Linked DNA regions of Mus musculus: region 2 is linked to region 1. The links are chromatin loops, found by intact Hi-C in ENCODE. Cell type or tissue: heart. All regions are shown on one strand. Links, peaks and the distances in the headings refer to the core of each region. The heading gives the core; the rest is flanking DNA. Region 1 overlaps 9330175M20Rik (RIKEN cDNA 9330175M20 gene). Region 2 overlaps Tmeff2 (transmembrane protein with EGF-like and two follistatin-like domains 2).

What was found. Hi-C counts contacts between places; a loop is a spot of excess contacts. Peaks named below come from ENCODE experiments on the same cell type or tissue, not always from the same donor. Only the 100,000 strongest peaks of a DNase experiment are listed, where the experiment ranks them.
Region 2: a loop joins it to region 1, with 2.5 times the contacts of the local background. A loop is called at or near these places in 2 of 42 quality-filtered maps.

What each region holds. Positions count from the first base shown.
Region 1 is chr1:51,244,367-51,247,286 of GRCm38, reverse strand. The region is part of intron 4 of 9330175M20Rik (RIKEN cDNA 9330175M20 gene); the gene reads left to right. Among named protein-coding and RNA genes, the nearest start is that of Cavin2, 43 kb to the left of the region's middle. In heart, for the core only: no CTCF peak of the experiment used is centred there; a DNase peak (open chromatin) is centred at 1,666.
Region 2 is chr1:50,961,098-50,964,017 of GRCm38, reverse strand. The region is part of intron 4 of Tmeff2 (transmembrane protein with EGF-like and two follistatin-like domains 2); the gene reads right to left. Among named protein-coding and RNA genes, the nearest start is that of Tmeff2, 35 kb to the right of the region's middle. In heart, for the core only: a CTCF peak has its summit at 1,548 (motif pointing left); no DNase peak of the experiment used is centred there; H3K27ac peaks cover 279 bases.

The sequences.
Region 1 (2,920 bases), core at 175-2,674:
TGTGTAGGGCTATACATCAGAAGTATGCCCTGAAGGGTGAAAGAAGGGGTGAAGGTGAGGAAAGCTGTAACCCCATTCACAAGAAAGAATATGGAGCAGGAGTCTTTAGCCATCACTACTGATGAGTAGGAAAGATCCTCCAGTCATTCCACACTCCCGTGTCTTTGACTACACATCTCCCTGCCTAGTGTCCTGGAGAAGGTTTATGTTGAGTTTATGAGGCAAGAAATCACGATATGGCTATCACATGTAAACAGAGTCTTCTTCCAACAATTTATAAGAGAAGCAGAGGGATGTAACAGACTTTTTCAATTGAGGATTATTTGTTTGTGAATGGAGAGAACTAGAGTCCTAAAGTCCTAGGCAAGAAAGCCATTAAGGCTGTTAGTCAAGTTAGTTGCACCATCACAATTTATTACCTGCCATTCATGAGAAAGATGATGGTATGACTAGAAGAGTTACCAGAGAGAATTTGTTGCTTTCCAGTGGCACAGTGTCCAAGTTCTCTGTGTCTCTAGCAAAGAATCAAGCAAGACACAGAGTTATAGTGACAACTTACAGATTTATTAAGCACGAGAGGAAAGCATTTTATACATTCTATAGAATGGCAGAGGTTCAAGACCCCCTTGTTTCTTAGTCCTATACCTTCTTCATAAAAGGGAGAAGTGTTGCCTAAAATGGATTGGACCTTTGACTGTTCCAGGACATGGATTCCTTGCTAGGGGGTATTTGAATTGATCTGGACAGTTCATGTGACTCTCTTTCTTGGTTGATGTGTTCCACAGTTAGCTCTCTTGGTAGCCTATCTTCTTTCTCAGAACTTCTGTGTTACCTGAGCTGACATGTTGGGATCTAATTAACTGAAAACCATATAATCTAAAAATTTTTTTCAAACAAAAAGGGAAATATTTTTCAACTCATAATGGGAATAAGCTCCTTATCAGAGGTCTTTCAACTTTTCTTACCCCCGTGAACAAATCTCATCCATGCCTTTCACTGAATGTTCTGCATGCTTCTGTGATCTACTTGGTCTCTTGCATTCCACCCTCAGCACTTCCTCTCTGTTCTCCATACAGTAGCTGCAGTGCTCATCCCAAGATATAGCTCGGCCATTTCTCTCCTAAACCTTCTAATGTTTTCTCATCTTCAAGTTCTACCTTTAGCAGCCATGCCCTGAAGATGTGACTTGCACCTATCCTCCGAGCCCATTACTAATATTTATCTCTTGATTCCATTTTTGCCAGGCCATCCACATGTCTTACCTTAACCACACTTACATCTCAGTTCTAGGGTCTCTGTCTGAACTATAACTCTGTAAGATAATTTAATCTATCCTTCACCTGCTTTAAATGTCTTTGTAAAAGGTGCCTTATCAAACAATTGTCCCTAGCTACATTCTAAAGCCTTTGTGCACGGATGTTACATTCGTTCAAACTAACTGACACATCATTTTTCATTCTTTTCCGTTTAAATCTCCTCCAGCTAGAGCATAACTCTGTGCAAGCTGAGCTCTTGTTGGCTTGTTTGTTTTGCTCTTGCCCCGGTGCCTTAGAAATTGCCAGAAGTATACTAAGAGCCTTCCTAGGTTGATGTTTGTGGGTAAATGATTTCCAATGCTTATTCACATGTCTGTCCTTTGCCTGCTTTCTCACTCAACTTGGCTCACAAGCAAGTTCCGGCGACCTTCCTGGTTTTGTTTGGCTCCTTCCTCAGGCTGGTGTGCCTTTGTTGTTTATGAGGACTTTACAGTCAAGTCTTTCCTTTCCCTAAGACTCTCATTCTCTAGGAAGCTTTGCATTGTTCTGCTTTCAAAGCTGAATGTGCCTCTTGACTTTCATTGCATTGCTTGTGTGTCTCATGTTTCTGTCTTATCACATAAATTATTTGGTGATTCCCTTCATGACTGGGAACGATCCAAGTTGTGATCCTGACTGATTTATCTTCATCCCTGAGAACCCAATGATACTCACACTGCTTTCCATGTAGGAAGTACTTCACTCATATTTCATTCACAAAGAATGACTGTTTTACTGTGGCAGTGTTGCTTTGGTGGGATGATACCTAGTGAGAAATAGCTCTTATAATCTGAAATTTCTATTTTCCAAATTTGCTCTTCATAATTCTTGATCTAGTGTTTCATGCACAGTGAAGGGTGCATAGGCAAAAAAAAGCTCTTGGTTGGGATTCTGTTGGTTTAATACATGCTAAAAGAGGCATACCTAAAGAAGTCACCTAAGAAGACTATCCATTGTTTTGCCAAATATCCACATTGTTTTATTCCACATCAAGTTGGTAAACGAGAGGAAGTTATAGTTATAGGAAATTTGTTCAACATCTTTTGCAGCCCTAGAAAACACTCTCTACCTTTCTGTTAAAATGCAATTCTGCTATCTAGTGGGAGAAAGGGGATGGGGGGGTGGGGGTGGGGCTAACTGCGTTCAGAAGGATGCCTGGTTAATAGCTTGATTTTTCTCACCATAGATTTCTAACTCCAAGCTGTCAAGACCGCCTTGGAAGCTCCCAGAATACGTGTGTGCAGACACTGGCCTAATTGGGAAGTTTGGCTGTGGTGACATTGGGCTCATTAGGTTTCTCTTATCAGTGGTAGAAGCTGTGAGATTTCAGCCAAGCAGAGAGTTTAGATTCTAAATGAGAAATATAGATTAGCATTTCCTATAATGAAATAATGCACATCAGTGTTACCTTTCTAGTGACAAAAGCAGGAGCTTGAATGCATTGTAGGGCTCCTTGTTTAATCAATAAATAAAGGAGAGACACACAAGATTTATTTCTTCTGAGGCAACAAACACCATCATTTTTCTTAATTATCTTTATGTTTGCCTTTCTGACTTTCGGATTCTTTCCAAGTAAAGAGCCCTCTACATTAAGACAAGACACATACCCCCCTCCACACACACAC
Region 2 (2,920 bases), core at 318-2,817, 280 kb after region 1:
ACAACTTGTTTTGTTAAATTTATGCCATCTAAAATAAATGTGTGATACAGAAAGAGACATTGTAGCAGTGATGATGCTCTAGGAATCAAGCACTAATGAGGTAACAGTACACAGGAGGATCACTGACAGAGAAGAAAGTCTAAGCCAAAGAAAGCAATGAGCAAAGAGCTTCACCCTATGGGAACCACAGAGCTATTAAAATCCGAGAATCCAGGCTAAGGTCATCACGCTGTCATGCTAAAGGCTCATCAACCACAGGACAGCTATTTTATTGCTAGGAAATTGCTAGACAATTGTGGCGTTCACCCGGAGGAAACGCGCAAATGCCTGAGAACCTTTCTCCGACTTTCAATAGCCTCTTCTACCTCACCTCATCTTCTTCTCTCCATTATCTCTCCCTCTTCTACACCAGGGTTCCAACCACATGTAACCTATGAAACAGCACAGTGATTTAGATGAAAATTCTATGACAGAGGTGATTTCATAACTAATGTCCATCAAGAGGCAGGCATCGCACACTTTCTAGTCCAGACTTTCAGATTTATGAGGCATAATGTTAGCAATTAGTCAGCTGTCTTGACTCAGGGATGCTTTGAAAGTCAAATTCATGGGCTAGTCTGGAGACAACTGTGATCTCTTATTCTGATGAAGAAAACACACGCTGGAACCTTCCTTCTCCCAATTCACTGAATGGTACAGTCTCTGAATCATGAGTTTGCTGTGGGCAGAGCAGAGTCTTGGGCATCCTTATGCATGACATTAGACAGATGTTCAAGAGTGGAGAAAAGGAACAAAGAGAAGATGCTACTCCCTTTTCCATTTTCTGAGGTCACATTAGATGCCTGCAGAAACGTATTATATGAAGAGGTGTTTGGTGTTCACCATCTTAGAGACTGAAATTTCAGGCAGAATTTGGAAAATTGCTAACATCTCAAAGGAGAGTCAAAAATAACAAACTTGGGAAAGAAAAGGTATTGGAATGATACTGGCTCTGAGTCCTTTGCTGACTTGAGTAGCACAGAGCTAGTTGAGATCTGTATGCCTTTCCAACTCCATTCTATGCAAATTTAGTGAGAAATATGGATAGCCCCAAGTATCTATCCCTCCAGGGATATCTATGAAAAAACTAAGCTCACATTTACATCCACAACCATGGTTAGCAACTGCCTTGTTTATGCTGACTTACAGTCATCAGCACAAAAAGTGTTCAGCCCGAGTCCTGTGGTCACTGTTCCTGGAAGGAAGTGATTTGAGGATGTACACAAAGAAAGAGAACTTTTAGTATATTTTAAAGCTTCTACATTTCAGCAATCTGAAAACTTCAACCACAGTATGACGATTCGTTAGCTAAAGACTTAAACTGTTAACGCACTTAAGATTTACAACTTCAGATTATTTTAACTTTTCAACTGGAAGAAATAACTTATATTCCAAACCCCAGAAACTGTTGGCTTTAAAGTGAAACCGGCTCCACCCTTAAGGATACAAAGCCACAAAATTAACTTCAAACCAACCCATAAAATAGGCATGGTGTGAGCTCCCCCTACTGGTACAACATTATTCCCACTTCAGGAATCAAACCAGGTTATAGTTTCTGGGACTAGCTGGATAAAACAAGAATTGCAATTTAGAATTCAAGAGAAGAGAAAGCTAAAGGAGTTTGTGAGAACCAAAAACAATCAACAAAATATAAAAAGCACCTCCCCTAACTTTAGAATAGTCTCCACGAAAGACAGCAAAAGACATGTTTATAAATATTTGAGTCAACCTGTAAGTCCCCACCCAGCATCAGACACCCATGAGTAAAATAAACAACTGTCATTCTCAAGACAACCAAGTTCACATTCGCATGCAGACAGAGAAGCCAGCAGAGCTTAATTGAAGTGATGCTTACACACTGACAATGGATCCCCTCCCTTAACAGCACATAAGAAACGCTGCAGGCTTCAGAGAAATAAAATAAATTATGTAGCACCACGGAGGCTGAACAAAGTCTGAGGGCCTTGGGGTTTTCTGCACTGGGAAATGACTTCTATATTGTTATGTGAACTGGGACAATGAAGGGGAAAGCTGTAAGTTTTATACTTCAAGCCACTCAAATTAGTTGTCCGCAGAGCAGAAAATTCAATGTGCAAGAATCAATGATAAATACAGGTAAAGTGCTACTGTGGGGACATTCGCAATAGCAGCACAACGGAAACGCAACAAAGGTGTTGAGGCTGCTATGCTGTTATAGAGAAAATATAGTGTAAGATGGCACTCCTGCTCTGTCTCGATCAACAAAGGGAGCTGTTCCAAGGTGTCTGCTATATTTGTACGGCTGCACTTTGATTATAACTGATTCTGTTATCACAATCTGCTACATAGCCTACATAGCACATAAATGCATAAAGCCATTTAAAAGCCAAATTACTGAGTTCCCTGTTATTGTATTTTACCTTTTACTGCCATACCGGGGATGATGCTGAAACTGTTGATGATAAATTTCAAGGAGTAAATGAAAAACAAAAACGTCAGACTACACAGGCTTTATTGAAAAGCAACCAACTGAAAACTCCTAAGCACGTCAGTGTGTTTGCATCTCAAAGTCTGAGAAAATTGCCTTCGATGAGTATATTGGGCTCAGCACGAGGGCTTTGGTTCTTAAAATGGTGCTCTTTATGAAGTATATTTGTGTTTTAAAATTAAACCAGTAATGTTGATTTGTGACGAACATGGATGAGATAAAGACGCTATTGACATCCTTCCTACCCTTTCCACATACTTTTCTTTTGTTCTGAGTCAGGCAAAGACTCATTGCACAGACTTGGATAGTGATGTGAACTTGATCCTCATGTATCTACCTCCTGACTATCCATGTTCTTCCTTACTTTGGCAAGTAACACTTGTTCACACCCATACTAGCATCTAAATGGACAGA